3 separate regions of the Homo sapiens genome follow, and all the other regions are linked to region 2. The links are chromatin loops, found by intact Hi-C in ENCODE. Cell type or tissue: endothelial cell of umbilical vein. All regions are shown on one strand. Each heading gives the region's core, and the rest is flanking DNA. Links, peaks and the distances in the headings are about the cores only.

Region 1 (8,289 bases), core at 1,230-6,229, 430 kb after region 2:
TTACATTTGAATTCTTCCATATATTTTGATTTTCATTGAAGTAGTCTTAAATTTACTGAAAAAATAAGTATTTTATAAGACATTTTAACAGTTACAATGTGTAAATTACTGTATTAATGTTCCTAGAAACATGCAAACATAAATAAATAATGATTTTTTTCTCCTCAAATTTCTTACAGCCTAATGAGGAAAAAGACACACGTGAACATGTAACTATAATTTCATTTTAATCTAAGATTTCTAAGTAAAAAGATAACCAATAAGAATAGAATTTTATGTCAAGTTTTACATTTTAAAGGTCAGAATGATAAAACACTTTATTTTGAAATGTAAACAGCTTCAAATTATCAAAATAAATCTTTCTATGAAGTTGTAGAAGGGTATGGTGAGCTGCTATTTCTAAGAATTATTGGTTTTTTTTTGTAATTCTATTAAATTTATAGAGTTGAGTTTTGTGAAGTCTTCTTTTTTTGAAAGTTTGTTTATCTGGGTGGCAGAACATGCTAGCATTGTGGCTAATTTACAGCCTCCTGCAGCTTTTAATTTTAAATCTGTTTGATACACTGGTTTTGTAGAATAGTTTATAGATTTGGTTATATAAACAGTCATTTTTACTCTTTCTTTCCATTTTAAAATTACCATGTGGAAATTCCTTCAAGTTTAAGAAATAGATTATTGTGCACTAAAACTTAGAGTTGGATTTAAATTGGCCTTTTTTTCAATAAAGTAAACCAATCCCTTCGCATGGTGTGTTATTATTACCTTCACTGTGGTTATGCTTCCTGGCCAAAGAGACACAGAGATTATTTTGAGAACATATCCCCCAAATATACAAAAATACCACACTTAAAATTTCTAATCAAATACACCAACATTATGGATCTCAGAAAACACCTATGTCCAGCAAGAATTCTCTCTAGTCTCATTGCCCACTCACTTGGCCACAAGAGCAAGGACTCTGCAGTGGTAGGAAAGATGGAGTTTCTGGACTGAGAACTGGATGCCAGCAGGAGAGGTGAGATGGTCATTGGCATATTGGGGAATGTAGGGCTGGTTGATCGGGGCACATGAGAAAGTTCCTATCCTCTCTCCTGACCTCCTTTAGTGTTTCTCTTCCTCTACTCCATTGAAGACTCAAGAACTCTGTTTCTGGAGCAAATTAAAACTCCTTCCCTTCTCTCAGTACCACAGAAGACACAATGGTGTCAAAATGAGAACAGGAAGAAAATGAAGAAGAAGCATTAGAATTGTGAACATTGGTACAGTTTCATTTTGAGAAATCTCGTAATAAAAGGTATTCTTGAGAGTCAATGAAAACTAAATAGAGCCAGGCTCTGGCATTTGCTTACACTTTCACGCCTGTTGTTCTCTTGCACAATTTTAGTCACATGACTAAAATTCTTTCTTTCTTTCTTCTCTGAGGACATCTAGAGTCTGCATTTGAGATTCCAATAATAAGGTAAAATTTATTTGCTGTACATGGATCCAATCAAATCTCTGCACTCCTTCTTTTATTCTTATCCCTCTCACAAGGACATACCTGAAATACGTTTCATAGTCCATGGCCGACTGTCAGAAGAGTGGTTGAGCATGGTTTTGAAGCAACAAATCTGCCCCCTACTGATAGTAGGCAACCTTTCATAAATCTCAGTGTCCTTATCAGTAAACAGAGATGATGATAGTGCACTGCCTCCTAAAGTCACTGTGAAAATAAAGTATGGATTGGGCACGGTGGCTCACGCCTGTAATCCTAGCACTTTGGGAGGCCGAGGTGGGTGGATCACTTGAGGTCAGGAGTTTGAGACCAGCTTAATCAACATGGTGAAACCACATCTCTACTAAATACAAAAAATTAGCTGAGCATGGTGGCGCATGCCTGTAATCTCAGCTACTTGGGAGGCTGAGGCAGGAGAATAGCTTGAACCTGGGAGGTAGAGGTTGCAGTGAGCCAAGATTGCTCCATTGCACTCCAGCGTGGGCAACAAGAGTGAAAACTCCGTCTCTAAATAAATAAATAAAATAAAGTGTGGCAAGGTATGAGAAGAGCTGAGCACAGAGCCCAGCATAAGAGAAGCGCTTAATACATACATTACTATATTGTTTTTACTAAGTCCCCTTCTTTTCTTTTTTCCATGTTTTTCCTTTCATCTTCCCCTTTCTTCACCACTATTGATGTTGTAATCACCACAGCTTTGTCGGTGGCAGTGCAAGGCACTGAAGTGAGAAGCTGTATATGGAATACATGAGGCGGCTGGGTCTGTGACCATTACCTCCATTCACTGAGATCAGACTGCCTTGTGTATCTAAATAAACAGCCATTGGAAAAGGATTGGTAAGATACACTTGCCACCATATTTTTCCATTATAAGCTTTTGATCAACTTCCATTCCAAGTGGACAATTTACCAGAGTGGTTTGTAGTTATGAAGATGAGAGAATTCTTCAACTCATTTTCTTATATGAAACTCTCTGACTATGGGTTGAATTTGTTTAAGGGAACTTACCTGAGCTTGACAACTAATCACATGTACATTTTTATTTTAAATATTTCATTAAGTGCCTTACATGATGGAGTCTCCTATTTTAAGGTGCTTTAGAGTAGCTGTCTCTTTTGAGAAAGGAAAAGAAATATTTAAAATTAAAATTTTAAAATTTACATGAACTGATGAGTTATAACTCAGAATTAAATGCTAATTTGGATAGAGCAAGAAGAATTAAGTACATTTATAATTTTATTGTATAATTAATTCATCCTTTCTAATAAAATCAGCACAATATAGGAAGAGGTTAGAAAAATACAAAAAAGACCTATTATTAACAACAAATCTGGTGTGCATTTTGCATATTTTTTTCTGGCCTTTGCACATATATTTTTAAAAAATATGACTGTGGCCGGGTGAGGTGGCTCATGCTTGTAATCCCAGCACTTTAGGAGGCCAAGGCAGGAGAATTGCTTGAGTCTGGGAGATCAAGGCTACAATAAGCCATGATCAAATCACTGCATGCACACCAGCCTAGTGACACTGAGACCGTATCTCAAAAAAAAAAAAAAAAAAAAAAGATTGTATTGATGTTTTTTTAAAAATTTTGCTCTTTTCATTTAATACCAATTTTTGCTTAAACACAATATTCTTAATGATTGCTTAACATTCCATTGCATGAATGTACAATAATTTATCCACTTCTGCTAGTAGAGGCATTTATCTCCTTGTCAGTTGGACATTTACTTTGTTTCCAGTCTTACAGTGTTATAAATAAGTGATATTGAATATCCTTATACCTAAATATTTATCTTTATTTGGGGGAGTGCTTTAATGGAAAGAATAATGATGCCAATGGTTTCAAATGGAACTTTTATAGTATTCTTTAATTTTAATTTTTGAATTCAGCAGAAAAGCATGAGTTTTGAAATAAAGCTGAGAAGGATCTGCTTAAAAAGAGGTGGCTGGTAAAATAGCTGTAACTTCAGCATAACTTTGACAAAAATTGAACCAAAGATTTAGCTGAGGAGGAAAAAGAAAGGAAAGATATGGTATAGAAAGGACAATATTATAATTTGAAATAAGGAAAGACAAAGAATCAGGTTGTCTGTAAGATTCTAAATAGGATTTCAAAAGTAATAATGCTACAGACTTTTATAAAAAGAAAAGATGAGAAATTTTGTTTATGTATTATGTTTTAAGAAATTATTTGACATTCAGTTACATATATTTGCATGAGTGATACTGAATTTTAGAATGGATTAAGAAGAAAACTAAATTAAAACCCATCATTATATAGATGGTAGTAGAAATAGTGAGACTGACAAAGACTGATTCATTTAACACACATCCATACAGCATTCATTATACAGAAAATGATGTGCTAGGTGTTCAAAGGAGTAGGAAAATGAAACTTCAGGGGCAAATGATGAGGTGGTGGGTAAATAGAAATAGCTGCACCAGAAAAACGAGTTTATTTAAACTATATTTGAACATATTTTAGTTTTAGTCATGGCTATAAAGTAAAACATGTAAGAATGGGAAATCAAATATTGCCAGCCATCTCTTGTAATAATTAAGAAAGGAGAATAACCATGAGGTGGTGCTATTCAACAAGAAATCAGAAATCACAGCTTAAGAATTTTGATGTTTATTTTGGCTTACTAATTCTCTAGAAAGGCACACTGAAATTGTTAAATCTTCAGGAAACAAACACTGGGAATTTAAAGGGACAAATTACTAACTGCTCCATCTAACTCATTTCCTTAGGCCATTTAAATTTTTGGAAATATTGCAAATAAACGAATCTGTGGTTTTCTGGAATTGGAACAAGAGCAAAGCTCAAAGATACTCAGACAGAATACTTCCTGCCTTGGATAAGCGCCTGCCGTGGGGCCATGGGCAGGTTGAAAGGCAGCCCACGAGGAACAAGAGAACAAAGGCCCTTCTATTTTCATGAGTTTACATTTGTCAGTTTCTCCAGTGGGTGAGACACCTCCATGTGTTTGGCAGAGAGTGGTTTTGGACTGAACCATATGGAATCTTTCCTGAGACAGGCATTGGTTGATTTACATTAATATAAAAGCAAGTGATTTTAAAAAAATATAAAATGGGGCAGTGACACTGAAAAAAAGAATAGTTTCACTTTAGTAACTGACAATACTTTTTTTTTTTTTAAAAAAGAGCCATTTTGAAATAAGCACCAAATGTGCTGTGTATTTTCGTAAACTGTAGCTTATAAATTAGATTAACTATGTATTTCATAAGACTTATATAAGGCTGAATATGGTCTAAACTAGTATTTAAATTATACCCTTCCCCTCCTAGACAATTCTTATGGTTTCATAAATATTACATATGGCCTCTAGAATTAAACCAACTTGGTTTACATTTGAAAATGGGGGTTAGGGAGAGAAGGCCCCATAATAAAGTTTTTCAACTCAGTAAAAAAGTTTACAATGTCAGTTGGAATTTTCAAAACATTTGGGAAATACCCAACAGGAAGATAGAAGCCAAGAAAATCACTTGGAAATAAAGAAAGACATATAGAGGTAAAAATAAGTCAAATTAAGAAAAATGGAAGTGCTTTAGGCTTGCTGAATGTTTGGGTGAAGAGTTCTGTGAAGTTTAGTGGCTCTTTTGAATTTAAGAGGGATGTTCCTATTTTGGTATAATGGGAAAACATAGTTTCCTCAGTAGCTGGCACATCTATCTCCCCTCAACCCGTAAACCGTCAAACCTGTCTTGACTGCTCCGAACTGCTGGGTTTGTCTCGTGCGGATGGAATCTCAATCTTTCTTACCTACACCTCAGAAAGGAAGCACTTACAAGGTGAGGCTAAATCTGAAAAGTAGACAAGGGGATCAAGAGAGAGGAAAAATAAAAAATAGGGAGTTAGGATCAAAGGAAGATTTTGCCCCTCTCTGGTCCCTGATCAGGGAACAGAAAGCAGAACTTCCCAGAGACAGAGCATTTTCTTGATTCTGGCACTTTTTCAAGCCGTAAGCTCTATCGTGCTCTTTCCTTCACTGCTAACTGCCAGTGATGTACCATTTTCCCTTTACAGTTTTTTTTTTCTTCCAGCTTTTGTACTCTGGTTTCCCAATTCAATATGCTGCAATAAGGTCATCAGATTTTTCCAAATTATCCAGTCAAGTGGTAATTTTTTTCAGTCATCTTATTTGTTATCTGGTTCAATCATTCATTGAAATTTGACTTCCTTTGAGTTCTATGAGAAGCTCTCTCCTGTCTCTCTTCCTGACTACCTGAATATTCTCTGTTTCCTCCTCAACTCTTGCTACTTGAATGTCGACTTTTCTGGATTTCAATTTCAGCCTTTTCCCCCTCCAGTTCTACCTACTTTTACAGGATGAGCTACTTATCCTGGGCTCATCTTCTAATTCTTCGTTGATAAATCTGAAATCCATGCCTCAAATCACAAGTCTTTCCCAGAGTTGCAGATATCAATATCTAATTTCCTAGATGTTTTATGAACATCTTCATAAAAATATCTGCAGGCACTTCAAACTCAGAAAGTCCCATACTGATATCTGGCCTTTCCTGCCGAATCTTCCATCTCTTTTTGATTTTATTAATAAAGAGAGCTTTACAACTTCCCTAGCTAGAAACCTTGGATTCATCCATGAGTCTTCTCTCTCTTATATCCTCCAACTCATATCCATCAGAAGTCTTTGGAATTACATGTTTAAATATATTATACATTTGTGCCTTATTTATCTTTGTCCATATTTTATTTTATTGCTTTCCTGAACCATTGCAATAGCTTCATAACTTGATTCTTTTCTAGTCCCCATTTGGTCCTTCATACAAACTAGTACCAGACCTAACCTTCCAGAAGACAAATCAGATCACAAGTCACACTTGCATTCTTATAAACATTCTATGGTTTCCCATGATCCATTGATTAAAATCCAAATTTTCTCACATCACACTTAAGATTATTCATAGTCGGGCCTTAACATACCTTGTGTCTTATGTCTCCTCCCATACATGTAAGCCACCCCAAATGACTCTTCATCATGCAAATTCTAATATCTCTGCCTCAAAGATCTCTTTCCCCGTTTTCCACATTATGTTGATCAAGACTCAGATCAAATATCAATTCCTCCATGACACATATTTTTCTAGTGCCTAATAAGAATTCTGTGTTTGTTATTTTTCTAAAACTGTAAGCCTGAGACTTATAAAGGATTTTAAGTAATTAATTAAATCACTCATTTATTTTGTATCAACATTTATGAGTAATTAATTTGTGTCAGCTACCAAGGTGGGCCATAGGAAGAAAAAAGTGGAGACTCAATCTCTGCCCTTGAAGAACTTACAGTGTATTAGGTAATGAAGAATAATAAATGCATTTTTATGATGCAATTGTCCACCTCAACACAATTTGTCCACTCTTTTACCTCCATGAATGACTGAAACATTATTTCCTTTTTGGTGACAAAGGTCAATTGTGTGCACACAGAACAGATCTCTTCTCTTAGGCCTCAAGTACATGTCTAAGACTCAGCCAACTCCTAGTATGTTTCTTCTTCTTTTTTTTTTTTTTTTCTTTTTTACAGCATAAGCAGGGCTTGCAGGACTAAATTTGTTTTCCTCTCTCCTCTAAAACTGCCATACCATCATTTGGTTTACTTGGGCTTGACTTTTTTAATTTTTTTTTAAATAAAGATTTTTGTGGGTACATAGTAGGTGCATATATTTATGGGTTACATGAGATGTTTTAATATAGGCATGCAATGTGAAGTAAGCACATTATGGGGAATGGGGTATCTGTCCCCTCAACATTTATCCTTTGAGTTATAAACAATCCAATTACACTTTTAAGTTATTTTAACATGCAAAATTAAGTTATTATTGACTATAGTCACCCTATTGTGCTATCAAATAGTAGGTCTTAATCATTCTTTTTTTTTTTTTTTGTACCCTTGCCTTGTTTCTTGTAAACACAAGGAAGCAGGTGCTTTCATTAGGTGAGTTTTACTATTATATGATCACAACTGGGAAACAGACAATGGAGAATAAAAATAATACTCAGGGACTATACCAAGTTTAACAGGATCTTCCAAAATTAGTGTTTGGCATACTGTTGACAAAGTAACTGGGTGTCCCATTGGTTTTCTGCTTTGTGCTTTTATTCCAAAAAGTAAACTCACCACACTTCCTCTTTCTTTCTAATTCTCACTAAAGGGCTTGCTTACCCCATTCTCACTGGAGGTCTCTTTCCGAGAAAGGAGGCTGGGAAGATCTACCAGAATAGCATAAAGAGAGCTAAGTTAATCATCAACTTAGGTGCCCCTTCAAATTAAGGAGGTGATTCACACCTCTGTCTGTCTTTAGACACAAAGATATCTGAGTCTCTGTGTCCCCTGCCTCACACAAGATGGTTCTTCTTTTGTCTCTACCTTACAGAAACTTATTCTAGTGGTTCAGTTTACACTTTTTCTACCCTAACTTTCTCTCGTATTCTCCCTGGGAACTAACAGTAACCACCTTCCCTCCCCTCTTCCCTTCTTTCATCCTTTTTTTTTTTTTAAAAAAACTGCTTTATTGAAGTATAATTGATGCACAGAAACGGCACACCAAACTTGCTGAAGATGGACATATAGAAACACTTATGAAACAATCACCACAACCAAGGTAACAGACATATCCATCGCCTCCAAAAGTTTCCATGTGCCTCATTTTTGTTCTTATTGTAACAATGGGATCTACCTTCTTAATTTTTATTTTTTTCCTGAGACAGAGTCTCACTCTGTTGCCAGGCTGGAGTGCAGTGGTGCGATCTC
Region 2 (8,289 bases), core at 1,749-6,748:
GTTTCTATATTAAGTTTCTCAATTTATGACCTTTGAGGTTCTGCTTGATTTCATTCCTAGAAATAGCTGAGGAAGAAAGATGATAAAACTTCCTAAAGTTAATTAAAACTATTTTACATGATTATAATCCCTTATCCATAATTTCAGAATCCATTGATAAGGTGGCAGCAAATAGAGCAGATTGTATTTAGTTTTTATTTCACTTAATAGGAATATTTGTGTTCCCTTGCAGAAATCTTAATATTCCTGATTACAGACATCACTTGGGTATTTCACATTTCATAATATATACACCAGATAACTTTTCTAAGACATGAATACTTATTAATAAGAATTTCGCAACACATCTGCATCTAGGATAAGGGATTGTAGGTTTATATTTTATTTATGATATGCCTGTTCTCTGCAAACGCAGCTCACCAACTGTATATAAATGTATACGTTTAATCCCAAAGTGATTTATATCTCCACTTATTTACTAAGCAAACATTTATTAGATACCTTCTATGTACTACTATGCACTGTACTACACTTTAGGAGTATGAATAAGATAAATCTCTGTGTTAGGAAAGATAGTCATGTAAATTACTGATGTATATGGAGTTAAGATGTGGACTTCCATTAATTTTGTGGGGGTTGGGTGGTTATTTTTTTTGAGACAGCATCTCACTCTCACCCAGGCTGGAATGCAGTGGCACAGTCAAAGCTCATTGCAGCCTCAACCTCCCAGCCTCAAGCGATCCTCCTACTTCAGCTTGCTGAGTAGCTGGAACCACAGGCACACACCGCCACACCTTGGCTAATCTTTTTGTTTTTTTTGTAGAGTTGGGGTTTCCCTATGCTGCCTAGGCTCATCTCAGTCACTCCTAGACTCGAGTAGTCTCCTGCCTAGGCCTCCCAAAGTGCTGGGGTGACAGGTGCACACCACCATACCTGGCCTGCAGACTTCATTCTGTAAGGGAACAAAAGTCCTCTTTTCCACAATTCAAATAACCAAAAGTTTGATTAATCTTGAAGCATTGTATATAGTGCATCTATAAATTCTTCAGTGAAGGTCCAAATGAATTTATTTCATCTTAGAAGTTTAGTTCATTATAATTCCAGGAAGGCAAAATTGAAATTGCCATACCTTTGGCTCCTTGCAAATTTAATAGGCTTTCGTAACATTCCCAGAGACTAGACATTGGGCCTTTTTTTTTTTTTTTTCCTTTAGGGAAATGCTTTCCAAACGTTTTTAACTTACAGCTGATTTACAGGCAAATTTTTGGGATATGTGGAAATGAGCTTTACATTTATTGCTGATTTCAAAAGGGAAAGCCCCTGTGCTGTTGTCATAGTCTGGATAATGCCTCAGATTATTAATCATAGGATTATTACCGTTATTTCTGGATTTTCTTCTCTTTCTTGCAGATTTAGAGCTTTATTTTTCATCTGCTACTTTAGGTATTCTTATTGCCTGTGGATTTTATTAAAACACCACAATATTATAAGTTCAAATTCAAAATTGAGGTTAAGAGTTGCTAACTTCACAGAGATAATGAGTCTAGTCAGCCAACTCTTAGCACCAAACCTATGACCCTTATGCTTAAGAAATCAAAAGGAAATGAAGAGTAAAAATAAAGGAAGATGACAAAAATGGGAGGAATTTTAGGTAGGAGAGGGAAAGGAAAAAACTAGTTATTTTGAATTACTGGTAGCCAGAAATGGATTAGTTGTCAGGAGATTTCCTGATTTTCAGATCCAAAATTTATTCCCACAGTAGATGATGATGATGTAATATCAAACAGTTACCAAACTTTATAATAAAATTTAAATAAATCTGGATAAAGACAGCAACAAGAGTTCTTAAAGCATTGCTTTCTATTTTTCTAACTATTACCCCCAAGAGAAAAATAAGTTTTTTGCATTTGTGTTTGAAAAACTATTTAACATTTTGAGAATCTGTTCATTTCGCCTTTTATCAATCATAGGTCAAGTTCAGGTATGTAAAACTTCAGAGTAACTGAAATTTTAATATAGAAATTATATTTTCATACTGTCAGTGGCTCTGAGAAAAACAGGTAATTTGGGTTTTATATCACATTGATAAGTAAGTTTAACACCTTTGATTTGGACTTGATGCAAATAAGATGCAATAGATTTATAAAGCATTAGGTGGTAGTCTTGTTGGTTTGAATGTCTGTTACTCCACAGAAGTGCAACTATAGATAAAATGGCTTTCATATTAAGGGAATAGAGAATCCTTACTAGTGCCAGATTCCAGTTTTGCTGCTTCCTAGCTTTATTACTTTGGGCAAGTTACAAGATCATGACTTGTTCATCCCTGTAACTCAGATTCCTCATCTGTAAAATAAGGTTAGCCTTATTGGGCTTCTATATTAAAAGATATAAATGTTATAAGTACTGGCTATTACTGTTGCTTTCATACTATTTTCCCTCTGAAAGGTTGTACCTGAATGTCACTAAACTTAAAGGAACAATAAACATCTTTTAATGTAAGTGGTAATAAATCCTTAAAATATAGGAGTTACAGATTATACATTCATAAATTTAAAAATTTTTTAATTGCCTTTGATGAGGATGGAGGAAAATAATTTATGATGTCATGTTTTCTCAATGTGCTGTATGTTTTCAATAGATTTTTTTTTCTTTTCTTTACTAGTTATTTATCAGAGAGTCTGATGCTGAAAGAGAACAGAACTTGCCTGTCACAGTTACTAGATATAATGAAAAGTAAGTAAAAGAGAACACTTTACAAAATGTTTCTTCCAATACAAAGCTCCTTTCTAAATAAATCTCTTGGTGTTTAACTAGAAATATAACAGATTTTTGTTTAGATTTCTTTTCATTGAATTACTGTATTATGGAAGCATGAAAGACACATTGGTCTAGAACAAATAGAAGGTATATAGAAGGAAGTAGTGTTCATTTATATAGAACTTATGCAAAGAGTGAAAATAGAGTCAGATTTAGAAAGGATTTAGAGATTGACAACAGGATCCTTTTAAAGAATAAAGAAACATACTAGGCACTGAAAAAGATGTAATGGGAAATAACTTAAGGATAATGTTTAAATTTGGAACTTCTATTTTGTAGATAAATTATTTTTTTAAGAGAAAGGTAGAAGGAGATTTGACACACTCAGAGAAGGCACTGTTAAGACAGCAGAGAAAGAATTAAAGATGCTTGCCTTGAAAATTGGAGTGATGTGGCTGCAAGCCAAAGGAAGCTGGCAGCCATCGGAAGCTGGAACAGGCAAGGAATGGATTCATCCCTGGAGCCTCCAGAGAGAGTATGGCCCTTCTAGCACCTTAATTTTGGCACAGTGAAACATTTCAGACTTTTGGGCTCCAGAACTATGAGAGAATACACTTCCGTTGTTTTAAGCCACCACTTTTGTGATAATTTTAATAGCAATGTCAGGAAACTAATACAGCCCTGCGTAATCAAGACTTATCCAGCCCAAAAAGTCATTAGTGCTGGTGTTGAGAAACCCTGTCATTAGTGCCGGTGTTGAGAGTTGAGTAGAATCTCTACTTTACTTATTGGCTGGATTAGCCAGCATTCTCCATTCTTGACCGTGGCACACTTGGTCATGGCTGCTAAGCTACTCTTTGGGGTTAAAAGTCGATCATGTTTGTTTCCAAACCTTCTTGTGTAAATTGTTCTTGTTAATTAAATGTGTATTGTAATTAAATATTAAACCAGTAGAATATAAGATTGAAATCTTGATTTTCGATGACAGTAAATGGGCATACATTTTATATATTTTGTGTTTTAAAATTTAAGATGCTTCAGGGCATCTATGTATCATTTCCTGATTCTCTGCTCGAAGTGATCCTGAGGGCTTCCTTTGAGAATGATGGCTGTGATTTATGAATTATAAACTGTAGGTCTTTAGTTATACCACTAGGGGGTACACTTTAAAAGCTAATTGTGATTTGACTGTAGCTGTTAGGATCATAGAATTTAGTAGGTAAAGGTCTTATTCCACTGTACTCATTTCATAGCTTAGTTTTATTACTGATTTCTTCTCAATACCTTTATTTTGCTCCACTTGTTTTAAAATGAAATAAAAACAGCTCTTCATAAAACACTCAGAAGTTTAATGCTACTAAGATATTTGTAATTTTTGGAACATAGATACTGTCCTAAGGGTGTTGAGTTACAAGTATTAATTCAGTTAAAAATACTGCTTTGTTTGCATTATGAAATAGGTCAGTAGTGTAGTCATTTGGATCACATGGCTGGCTAATAGTAATAATAAGCCCATTGGATCTCTCATCATTCCCCTAATCTTGAAATTTGTATTCTTTGGTTTATTATAGTTGAATAACAAGATCAGCTAGAGGATGTTTTTGCAATTATAAAGTTACTGATACAGTAGTTTGCTTTTAACCTAAAGTGGACATTTTTGTATAGGGTTTGCGTTTTGTTAAAGCAAAGGATTATTAACAAATTTTTACTGAGCATCCTCCCTTTATTGCATGTTGTGTAATAACAGTTTCCTTTGAAAACAGGAAGTATATGCTTGGCCCACTGTCTATGGAATAGAATACTACGAAGATGGTTGGTGATAGAGAACAAAACATGTTCACTAAATCATTTAGGGATTTTTTTTTTAAGTCTTAAAACTGAACAAGAAGTGACCCCAGTAGGATTTGCCAAAAATTAATGCTAGATTATAGTGTGCTTTATGCTGTATATGATATGGGCTAAACAGCAGAGAGCCATAATTACTTGAACTAAACATACAGTGCTTATTGGATTTTAATGTAGAATGAAATGCAGAATGATGCAAATCCTGAGAATAACCATGTCATTTGAAGAGTGTTGTTTCCTATGACAAAATGGAAAAGTAACCAGCTCCCTTACTATGAGAAGGAGGTTTGCTTATTCAGTTTAAATTCTTTTTTTGTATCCACATAGGCATGAGAAACTTAGTAAAGAAGTATGAACCACCCAGATCTGAAGAAGTTGCTGTTCTGAAACAGAAGTTGGAGCGATGTCATTCTGCTGAGCTTGCACTTAACGTAATCACGTAAGTTAATGTGACAGTGTTAATCAATAGACATAACTGTTATCCAGTCCAGCTGGTTCGTAAATCATTTTATTGGTGTTTGCTCATTAGAGGAAAGCTGACTGATCCATAAAATCAGATTTTCTTTATTGAATGGACATTTCTAATGAGATTAAGGTAATAGTTCGGCATTCACTGTGCAGTTCTGATCCTGCTGTGACTCATATGTTCTTTGGCTTGCAGGCCCTGTCCTGTTCTGTTACTTCTCATGGGATTTCAGGGGTCAGGGTCTTCCTAAGGAATCCTTTTACCTTTTCCTGTCCTTTTAATCTTTTGTCTCTTTGAAGTTGTGATATCTGGTCTGAGGAACAAATATGCTCTTCCAGACTTCTGTTAGCTAGAGTAGAGAAAGTTGGCATACTTCTTTTTTTTTTTTTTCTTTGAGATGGAGTCTCGCTCTATTGCCCAGACTGGAGTGCAGTGGCGCGATCTCAGCTCACTGCAAGCTCTGCCTTCCAGGTTCAGGTCATTCTCCTGCCTCAGCCTCCTGAGTAGCTGGGACTACAGGCGCCCTCCACCACGCCCAGCTAATTTTTTGTATTTTTAGTAGAGACGGGGTTTCATCGTGTTAGCCAGGATGGTCTCAATCTCCTGACCTCATGATCCGCCCACCTTGGCCTCCCGGCATACTTCTTTCAGTGACAAACTTTATAGTGACCACAAAGCCAATAGGAAAAGAGGCCATGTAATTTCTTCTTGTGGCTAGCCATAAGAACACCTTTAATGTCTCTTAATTGATTTGTAAGCTGAATGTGAAAATCACCATAAAATTGGCAATTTGTGCTTTGCAAATTGAAAGATCCACTGAAACTTTCTTTTTTAGGTGTTTAAGCAGTTGGGAATTTGGACAGGTACTAGGATTAATGAAACTGCCATTTTCTATTTCCTGTGGGATGCATTTTGTTACTTAAAGTTATACCTTATTTGTTAAAATTTAATGGGAGTTATCTGTGGCATCTTATATTTAAGATGTATTTGAGGTATTATTTCTGTAATTGGTGAATATGTGCTGCTGGATAACTATGAAAAGCCAGAACAGCAATTCCAAGGCCTTTATGTCAAATACACATGACTCAAATTCCTTACCTATACAGTTGTAGTTGGGGAATATCTACGGACTTAGGAAGTGTGCAGAATATGAGGTTGTTTTATTATAGTTATAGGTATAACGACAAAGCATGTTTTAGCATAGAACTTGAAATTGGTGGATTTCATTCACTCCTCGGTTTCAGTGGTAACAGGAATTTTTCAGAGTGGTTACAGAGAAGTAATGTTGACTTTAATGAATAAAAGTATTGCAGCACTGATTATGTCCTTTTTGCATTGATTTTGAAATGGGATTAGACCAGGGGTTGGCAAACTGTTACCTACCAGGCATATCCAGCCCATTAGCGTTTTTAGAACACAGTTTCTTGGAATGTAGCACACCTATTCGTTTATATATCACCTATGGCTATTTTCATGATACAGCAGAAAAGTTAGGTAGTTGCAACAGAAACTGGTTATAGGGCCTGCAAGGCCGAAAATATTTACTGTCTCTTTAAAGAAAAAGTTTATCCACCCCTGGATTAGACCACTGAACTACTAATCCTACCCTTTCTAGCTAAGTAACTGAATGGACCATAATCCAAAATTCTTAACTGCCATAGCTTACATTGTATTCCAGATTGCCATCTGCCTTGTACTGGGCCAAATTCTGAATATCTATGAGTACTTGAGGGGTGCTTCTCAAACTGCGAAGGACTTTTTTAAAAAAAAATCACTAGATGTATACTTTTGTAAAATTCAATAAAAAATGAATTACTAGAAAAGTGAAGACAAAAACATAAGCTCAAGTTTTATTAGATTCAGCAGTCATAAAATTATTATATCAAATTGCTATTAAAAATTTCTAGGGCCGGGCACAGTGGCTCATGCCTGTAATCTCAGCAGTTTGGGAGGCTAAGGCGGGCGGATCACCTGAGGTCGGGAGTTCGAGACCAGCCTGGCCAACATGGCGAAACCCCGTCTCTACTAAAAATACAATAATCAGCTGGACGTGGTGGTGGGTGCCTGTAATCCCAGCTACTTGTAAGACTGAGGCAGGGAGAACTGCTTGAACCCTGGAGGGGTCACAGTGAGCCAAGATCACGCCATTGCACTCCAGCCTGGGCAACAGAGCAAGACTCTGTCTCAAAAAAAAAAACAAAAAAAAAATTATGAAACACAATTCCTGTACTTAACTCACTGCAAACTGGAAACTGTTCATGGACCAGCTCTGGTACTTGCTACCATGAGTAGTGCTACTTTAGGACTAAATATTTGTTTTCCTTGATCTTCAAAATTATTTTACCTTTAGTTTTCATGACACAAAAACTGTTTTGTCATTGTCAGTCAATACAAGTGAAACCAAAGTTCCCTTTGATCAAAACCCAAATCTGTCATGACCTCAGAAGTTACTTAGCAGTTGTTTACCTTTGCCAGCCTTTTCTCTGCACGTATATCCATATATTTATGAAATAAGCAGCGTTTTTTTCTTCTTTGCATTTTTCATACATATTGTACAATGGGTGATTATCAATGCTTAGCTTTTGCTAGTCTGGGTGAAAAAGTATCACATTGGTATTTTAATTTGCATTTTCTTGATTATGGGACATTGAACTTTCCATACTTAACAGTCACTTATATTTCATCTGTATTGCTTATTTATCCCCTTTGCCCAATTTTCTGGCTTTTTTGTTTGTTTGTTTGTTTTTGAGATGGAGTCTTGCTGTGTCACCCAGGCTTGAGTGCAGTGGCGTGATCTCACTGCAACCTCTGCCTCCCGGGTTCAAGCAGTTCTCCTGCCTCAGCCTTCCAAGTAGCTGGGACGACAGGTGCATGCCAACATGCCCAGCTAATTTTTTTTTGTATTTTTAGTAGAGACGGGATTTTACCGTGTTAGCCAAGGATGGTCTCAAGCTCCTGACGTCGTGATCCGCCCGCCTCAGCCTCCCAAAGTGCTGGGATTACAGGCGTGAGCCACTGCACCTGGCCACATTTTTGTGGTTTGTAGTGCTTTATAGATTCTATATACAGTCATCCTTCAGTATCCATGGGGGATTGGTTTCAGGACTTTCTGCTCATAACCACAATCCACAGATGCCCTAATACAAAATGGCGTATTTGCATATAACCTATACACATCCTCCCATATACTTTAAATCATCTCTAGATTACTTATAATACCT
Region 3 (8,289 bases), core at 1,230-6,229, 350 kb after region 2:
ATTCGATGCTCTTTATTTCTCTCTCTTGCCTAATTGCTCTGGCTAGGACTTCCAGTATATGCTAAGAGTGATAAGAGTAGGCATCATTGTCTACTCCCATTTCTTAGGGGAAAAGCTTTTAGCTTTTTGTCATTGAATAATATGTTGCTGTACCAGATGTGGTTGCATTGCTTGAGCAAATTAACACATCTCCTGTTACCTGGTATGCAGCCATTGACTTGCAAATGCCTTCTTCTCCATTCCTGTCCATAAGGCCCACCAGAAGCAATTTGCCTTCAGCTGGCAAGGCCAGCAATATACTTTTACTATCCTACCTCAGGGGTATATCAACTCTCTGGCTTTGTGTCATAATCTTATTTGGAGAGATGTTGATGGCTTTTTGCTTCCTCAAGATATCACACTGGTCCATTAGATTGATGGCATTATGCTGATTGGATTCAGTGAGCAAGAAGTAGCAAACACACTAGACTTATTGGTGAGACATTTGGCTGCCAGAGGATGAGAAATAAATCCAACTAAAATACAGGGATTTACCTCAGTAAAATGTCTAGGGGTCCAGTGGTGTGGGGCCTGTCAAAATATTCCTTCTAAGGTGAAGGATAAGTTGCTGCATTTGGCCCCTCCTAAAACTAAGAAAGAGGCACAATGTCTAGTGGGTCTATTTGGATTTTGGAGGCAACACATGCCTCATCTGCGTGTGTTACTCCGGCCCATTTATCAAGTGACCCAAAAGGCTGCCAGTTTTGAGTGGGGTCCGGAACAGGAGAAGGCTCTGCAACAGGTCCATGCTGCTGTGCAAGCTGCTCTGCTACTTGGGGCATATGACCCAGCAGACCCAATGGTGCTTGAGGTGTCAGTGGCAGATAGGGATGCTGTTTGGAGCCTTTGGCAGGCCTCCATCGGTGAATTACAGGGGAGGCCTCTAAAATTTTGGAGCAAGGCCCTGCCATCTTCTGCAGATAACTACTCTCCTTTTGACACACAGCTATTGGTCTGTTACTGGGCTTTGGTGGAAACCGAATGTTTGACTATGGATCATCAAGTCACCATGCAACCTGAACTACCTATCATGAACTGGGTGCTTTCTGACCTATCTAGCCATAAAGTGGGTCATGCACAGCAGCATTCCATCATCAAATGAAAGTATACTTGATCGGGCTTGAGAAGGTCCTGAAGGCACAAATAAGTTACATGAAGAAGTGGCTCAAATGCCCATGGTCTCCACTCCTGCCACCCTGCCTCCTCTCCCCTAGCCTGCACCAGTGGCTTCATGGGGAGTTCCCTATGATTAGTTGACAGAGGAAGAGAAGACTAAGGCCTGGTTCACAGATGATTCTGCATGATATGCAGGCACTACCTGAAAGTAGACCACTGCATTACAACCCTTTTCTAGGACATCCCTGAAGGACAGCAGTGAAGGGAAATCTTCCCAGTGGGCAGAATTTCGAGCAGTGCACCTGGTTGTGTACTTTGCCTGGAAGGAGAAATGTCCAGATGTGCGATTATATACTGATTCATTGGCTGTAGCCAGTGGTTTGGCTGTATGGTCAGGGACTTGGAAGAAGTATGATTGGAAAATTGGTGACAAAGAAATTTGGGGAAGAGGTAAGTGGATGGACCTTTCTGAGTGATTGAAAACTGAAGATATTTGTATCTCATGTGAGTGCTCACCAATGGGTGACCTTGGCGGAGGAGGATTTCAATAATCAAGTGGATAGGATGACCTGTTCTGTGGACATCACTCAGCCTCTTTCCCCAGCCACCTCTCTTATTCCCCAGTGGACCCATGAACTATGTGGTCATGGTGGCAAGGATGGAGGTTACACATGGGCTCAGCAACATGGACTTCCACTCACCAAGGCTGACCTGGCTACCGCCACTGCTGAGTGCCCAATTTGCCAGCAGCGGATACCAACACTGAACCCTCGATATGGCGCCATTCCTCAGAGTGATCAGCCAGCTACCTGGTGGCAGGTTGATTATATTGGATCTCTTCCATCATAGCAAGGGCAGAGGTTTGTCCTCACTGGAACAGACACTTACTCTGGATATGGGTTTGCCTATCCTGCATGCAATGTTTCTGCCAAGACTCCATCCATGGATTCATGGAATGCATTATCTGTTGTGGGAAGTCAGGGACCCTGAATAGAGGGACTGGGTGAAGCCACAGCAGAAGAACATAAATTGTGAAGATTTCATGGACATTTATTAATTCCCTAAATTAATACTTTTATAATTTCTTATGCCTGTCTTTACTGCAGTCTCTGAACATAAATTGTGAAGATTTCATGGACATTTCTGACTTCTCAATCAATACTCTTATAATTTCCTATGCCTGTCTTTACTTTAATCTCTTAATCCCATCATCTTTGTAAAGTAAGGATGTATGTCACCTCAGGACCCTGTGATGATTATGTTATCTGTATAAGTTGTTTGTAAAACATGCGTGTTTGAACAATATGAAATCTGGGCATCCTAAAAGAACAGGATAACAGTGATTTTCAGGGAACAAGGGAAATAACCATAAAGTCTGACTGCCTGCGGGGCGGGGCGGGGCAGAACAGAGTCATATTTCTCTTCTTGCAAAAGCGAATAAGAGAAATATCACTGAATTCTTTTTCTCAGCAAGGAACAGCCCTGGGAAAAGAATGCACTCCCACTGACAGGCCCCTAAAATGGCCGCTCTGGGAGTGTCTGTCTTATGCAGTTGTAGATAAGGGATGAAATGTACCCTGGTCTCCTACAGCACCCCCAGGCTTGTTAGGATTGGGAAATTCCAGCCTGGCGAAATTCTAGTCAGACTGGTTCTCTGCTCTTGAACCCTGTTTCCTGTTAAGATGTTTATCAATGACAATGCATGCACAGTGGGACAGGGTACCTTATCAGTAATTCTAATTTTGCCCTGGCCTTCTGACCTTGCCCTGCCCATTTGCCTTGTGATATTTTGTTGCCCTTGAAGCATGTGATTTCTGTGACCCACACCCTATTCGTACACCCCTCCCCTTTTGAAATCCATAATAAAAACTTGCTGGTTTTGTGGCTCAGGGGGCATCACAGAATCTGCCGACATGTGACATCTCCCCCGGACACTCAGCTTTAAAATTTCTCTCTTTTGTACTCTTTCCCTTTATTTCTCAGACCAGCTGACACTTAGGGAAAATAGAAAAGAACCTATGTTGAAATATTGGGGGCTGGTTCCCCCGATACTTATCCACTATCATGGTATTCCACACAGCATTGCCTCTGACCAAGACACTCACTTTACAGCTAAAGAAGTGCAGCAGTGGGCTCATGCTCATGGAATTCACTGGTTTTACCATGTTCCTCATCATCCTGAAACAGCTAGATTGACAGAACAGTGGAATGGCCTTTTGAAGTCACAATTACAGTGCCAACAGTGTACAGTGACATTACTTTGCAGGGCTGGGGCAAAGTTCTCCAGAAGGCCGTGTATGCTCTGAATTAGTGTCCAGTATATGGTACTGTTTCTCCCATAGACAGGATTCATGGGTCCAGGAATCAAGGGCTGCAAGTGGAAGTGGCACCACTCACCATCACCCCTAGTGTTCCAATAGCAAAATTTTTGTTTCATGTTCCTGTGACATTACATTCTGCTGGCCTATAGGTCTTAGTTCCAGATGGAGGAATAGTGCCACCAGGAGACAAAACAATGATTCCATTAAACTGGTAGTTAAAGATTGCCACCTGGACACTTTGGGATCCTCCTACCTTTAAGTCAACAGGCTAAAAAGGGAGTTACACTGTTGGCTGGGGTGACTGACCCAGATCATCAAGATGAAATCAGTCTACTGCTCCAAAACAGAGGTAAGGAAGAGTATACATGGAATACAGGAGATCCATTAGGGCATCTCTTAGTATTACCATGCCCTGTGTTTAAGGTCAACGGGAAACTACAATAACTCAATCCAGGAAGGACTACAAATGGTCCAGACCCCTCAGGAATGAAGGTTTGGGTCACTATACCAGGAAAAAAATATGACCTGCTGAGGTGCTTGCTGAAGGCAAAGGGAATGCAGAATGGGTAGTAGAAGAAGATAGTTATCAATACCTGCTAGAACCACATGACCAGCTGCAGAAATGAGGACTGTAACTGTCATGAGTATTTCCTCCTTTTGTTAAAATCATGTTTGTAGATGTATACAGCTGTACTAAGAAAATATCTTCATTTTATTTCCTTTGACTTCATCATGTGACATAAGATTTATTGATTTCATTTCAGAATTGAAGTATTGTTAACTTTACATAATAGTATTTGAGTTGGGGGATTGGTGTGTTTCCGGTTGTACTAAAGATAGTTGTATTATGTTAGGCCTAATTATGACCTTATTATTTTCTTTATTTAAAGATTATGTATGATTTCAGGAGATGTGTATGAGATGTGTATGAGTGTCAACTTGATTGGATTGAAGGATGCAAAGTATTGATCCTGGGTGTGTCTGTGAGGGTGTTGTCAAAGGAGATTAACATTTGAGTCAGTGGGCTGGGGAAGGCAGACCCACCCTTAATCTTGTGGGCACAATGTAATCAGCTGCCAGTGAATATAAAGCAGGCAGAAAAATATGAAAAAGTGAGACTGGCCTAGCTTCCCAGCCTACATCTTTCTCCTGTGCTGGATGCTTCCTGCCCTTGAATACAGGAATCTAGGCACCCGGCTGACTTACTCTTTTAATATCTGCATGATATTCGGTTTTGTGGAAGCACAAGCCTTCTGCTGATGATATTCATAGTGGTTCTAAAGTATCGCCACCACAACTAATGGGCAGTAGGGCATTTTCAGAGTAATTATTTTAATTTTTAAGATATATGGTACTAAAATGGCTGTCATAAAAGGATAAAATTTATTTAAAAAATGATTTTCCTGTGGGACTGTTCTTCAGACACTTATTTCTCTCTGTTGATGAGCATGTTTGCTTAAATATTATTATAAGTCCTTCTGAAAACATAAATGCAAGATGCTTATTCTTTATTAACTATCATTTATGAAAGAATAATATTAGAAAACATTTCTAAGATTGAGTTCCTAAAAAAAGTTTTGTTGAGCATGGCTTAGTGTTTTGTAAATGCAACTATTTGGAATTCATATTTTTATTTTTCATGATTTATCCCACTATTTTTCTCACTTTAGAAATTATGTTAAGGCTACTATTAGAGAAGAAAAACCTGAAGAGAAGTTAGATTTTCAGGAATGAAAATGTGGAATGCTAAACAGTTTAGTAGCATTTAGTCTACATCTTTCAAATTTTAAATAGCTCTTCATATTTTATTTAACCACATGACATGTATTCAAGTTGGATGAATGTGCCAGATGCTAAATTTATACTTAACTGAAAAATTACCCAGTAGCAATTTAGAATTCAGCAGACTTCATCATATTAGTAACTTTTTATTATTTGTATGAATTAGCTCATGCTTCTCATCCTAAGTGTCATGGCTTCTCTACGATTGAGGCTCAGTCTGTAACTATTCTCTGTTTTCAATTGGTCATTTAATCAAAATTTAAGCTTTTATTCCTAATCTTTCATGGATTATTTTAGTGACTATAAATAATGCTATTTTATCTTTTCCTTTTTAAAATCATATCAATTTAAAGCACTTAGTCTTAAATTAAATTAAGGGAGACATATTTGGATTGATATAAATGGACTAGACATTTATACATGCAAATTGGCTAACTATACTTCTAACATTCATTTATTTCTGTATCTGGCCTAGAATGTGGAAAAAGATGTAGGAGTAATTATCTCAAATGTTTTAAAAAGTTGGATTATATTGGAACAGTGTCTGACAAACCTGGAGAAGACAATGCAATTGACATTGATTGACACAATCTCCACTTTGAAAATAACCAGCCAATCTGCTTAACAGAAATTACAAAGGAATACTGTTTAAATCCCATATTTTTTAAAGGACATCCAATTTTATTATTGTAAACTTTAAAAATAAATGTTCTTTTAGAAAATGGAAAACAAGCATAATAAAATATGGCAATTTCACCAGAGGAAAATTATAGTCACCAAATTTGGACATGTACTGGAACATTTTTCTGAACAAAATGAACTCTGTTAAACTTGACAAAGGTAGGGTGAGAGCACATAGACTTATTGAGGAAAGATACTAGCAAAATCGTTTGCAATATTAAAAAAACTGAATATATCAATAATAAATTTTAAAAATTTAGTCATTAAAAGGCTTATATATGGATTTCCATAAGCTTCAGACTTAATCCTCCACACACTTGAAAGTAATAATACTAAACTTCTTAGCAATAGTTTTATCTTCTGCTCCTTGCTTCTAATACTTGTTTAAAAAATTGATTTTTCAACATACTTCTGCTATTTTTAATCATCCAACAATTATAAATATTTATTATGTGCTAATTCCCAAATGCTGTATACTTGCAGCACTCAAGCTAGATTTACTTTTTGCTGTGGGGCAGTAAATGAAAAATTTCAATTCAATATTAATTGAAGTGCAACAAAATACTTGTTGATTTTTTTTTAATTTAAAAGGTGTGACTGTTCTGTCCTTCTACTAACCTCTTACTAATCAGTCTCTACCCTGATAAAAATCACATACTCTTTTTGAATTGCAGTTGCATCATGTAAAAATTTTGGAACACTAATAATCAAATGGTAGGCAGAACTGATGTTGAAAAGCATTCTTTCTTTACAAACACATTGAATTACAGAAAACGAATTACCATTTTATAGCTGTATAAAATCACATAGCTGAGTTTCAAAACAAGAAAGTCAAATCTCTAGGAGCTGGAAATAAAGTGGAAACAAGCAATGGCAAGTGGGAATTGAAACTGTGTGGCCCATTATGGTAAATGCTTTAGAGGCTAGGACTTTGATGGCAACACAAAAACAGGATTTAAAGTTACAGACCATGTACTAGAGGGGCTATTCCTCAGCTCGTTGCACAAAACCAGGAGCTGCAAACATACATCCCATTGGAAACACTCGTCCTTTTTATTCCACGGAAGGGCATAAATTATGGTCACTCGTCCTGCACCATGCATGAAAATACTACTATCAAGAAGCCTTTGACTTTTATGATACTTTTGGAACCCCTCAGTGAAAAAACTAGGTAAAATATGCTCTGTAGCTATGAATACTGTATCTCTTAACAGAGCCAACAATAAAATTGTCCCAAAGAAAATGCAGTATCTCTACAGAAGACCAATTACCATGGGGACGTGCTCTTTCACTCATGAATGAGAAACTACTGTGGGTCTTCCTCTCTTGACAAAACAACTAGAAAACAGGAAAAATAGCTGAAAAACCTATTTTCAGAAATTGTTTAACAGGAATCACAGGACTAGGATTCCTAATAGAAGGGAAGCATATAAAATGAAATCTATAGTTGCCCTTAGCTTTCTGCCTAGAATTTCTAGACTGCAGTGAAGGGAGGAGAAATACAAACAAAGCCGTATAGTCTTAATGGGTTGAAAAAACCAAGACCAGAGATCAAGAAGGTGAGGTGGCTAGAATTTGCTGCTAAGATTTCCAGAGAACAAGTTGCTATGCACAAAAAGTGCTCCAGAAATCTATATAATAAGGTCCTTGAATCTTTGGCTGAATACAAATCAGTGAACATAAAGGTAGAACTTTATTAAGTCAGGTAAAGAAAAACTACCTGGGAGAGAAAAATTAGTGGAGAACCAGAAGCTGAATAACTCACAGAACTTACACAGGGCTAGGAATTATCTGAGTTCCTACTAGCCAAAGTGGAGCGATATCACTGAATATGTAATGCAGTCAATAGAAATCCCAGAAAGGTCATGCCTTAGTAGTGGGGGCTAAGTTACCTCAGTGTAAAGGTAATTCTAGACCCACTCTAAAAAAGCTTTAGAATACGCCTGAAAAATATGCTGATCTGCAAGTAATTTAAATGCCTGCCAGAACAAAGTCCAACATTACTTAAATGAAATTCAGCACTTACCAACATAAAATTAATGTCTGACATTCAAAGAAGAATTACTAGACATTTGAAGAAAGCTGGAAAATATGATCCTTAACCAGAAGAAAAATCTGTCACTAAAAACAGACACAGAAATGAGAATGATCATGGAATTAGCAGGCAAGGCTTTAAAACTATTTTATACATGAACACACATAGAATATGAATATAAAAGTATTAAATATTCTCGATGATGTAAAGAAAAATGTAAACATAATGACAGAACCAAATAGAACTTCTAGAGATGAAACTTTTATAGGATGGAACGATCTGCAGGTTAGACATTGAAGAAGCAAAGATTAAAGA

What was found. Hi-C counts contacts between places; a loop is a spot of excess contacts. Peaks named below come from ENCODE experiments on the same cell type or tissue, not always from the same donor. Only the 100,000 strongest peaks of a DNase experiment are listed, where the experiment ranks them.
Region 1: it touches region 2 in a loop (3-fold over the local background); 10 of 110 quality-filtered maps call a loop at or near these places.
Region 3: it touches region 2 in a loop (14-fold over the local background); 4 of 110 quality-filtered maps call a loop at or near these places.

The regions. Positions count from the first base shown.
Region 1 is chr5:86,964,470-86,972,758 of GRCh38, reverse strand. No RefSeq gene overlaps it. Among named protein-coding and RNA genes, the nearest start is that of MIR4280, 150 kb to the left of the region's middle. In endothelial cell of umbilical vein, for the core only: a CTCF peak has its summit at 4,065; a DNase peak (open chromatin) is centred at 4,268.
Region 2 is chr5:87,396,146-87,404,434 of GRCh38, reverse strand. CCNH (cyclin H) reads left to right here. Exons shown (of 9, transcript NM_001239.4): 6 at 2,663-2,733; 7 at 4,930-5,041. Among named protein-coding and RNA genes, the nearest start is that of CCNH, 13 kb to the left of the region's middle. In endothelial cell of umbilical vein, for the core only: a CTCF peak has its summit at 3,915 (motif pointing right); a DNase peak (open chromatin) is centred at 3,924; H3K27ac peaks cover 559 bases.
Region 3 is chr5:87,043,661-87,051,949 of GRCh38, reverse strand. MIR4280HG (MIR4280 host gene) reads left to right here. Exons shown (of 2, transcript NR_186582.1): 2 at 986-3,044. It overlaps LOC645261 (PP565), which reads left to right. Exons shown (of 3, transcript NR_188227.1): 3 at 986-3,044. Among named protein-coding and RNA genes, the nearest start is that of MIR4280, 67 kb to the left of the region's middle. In endothelial cell of umbilical vein, for the core only: no CTCF peak of the experiment used is centred there; no DNase peak of the experiment used is centred there.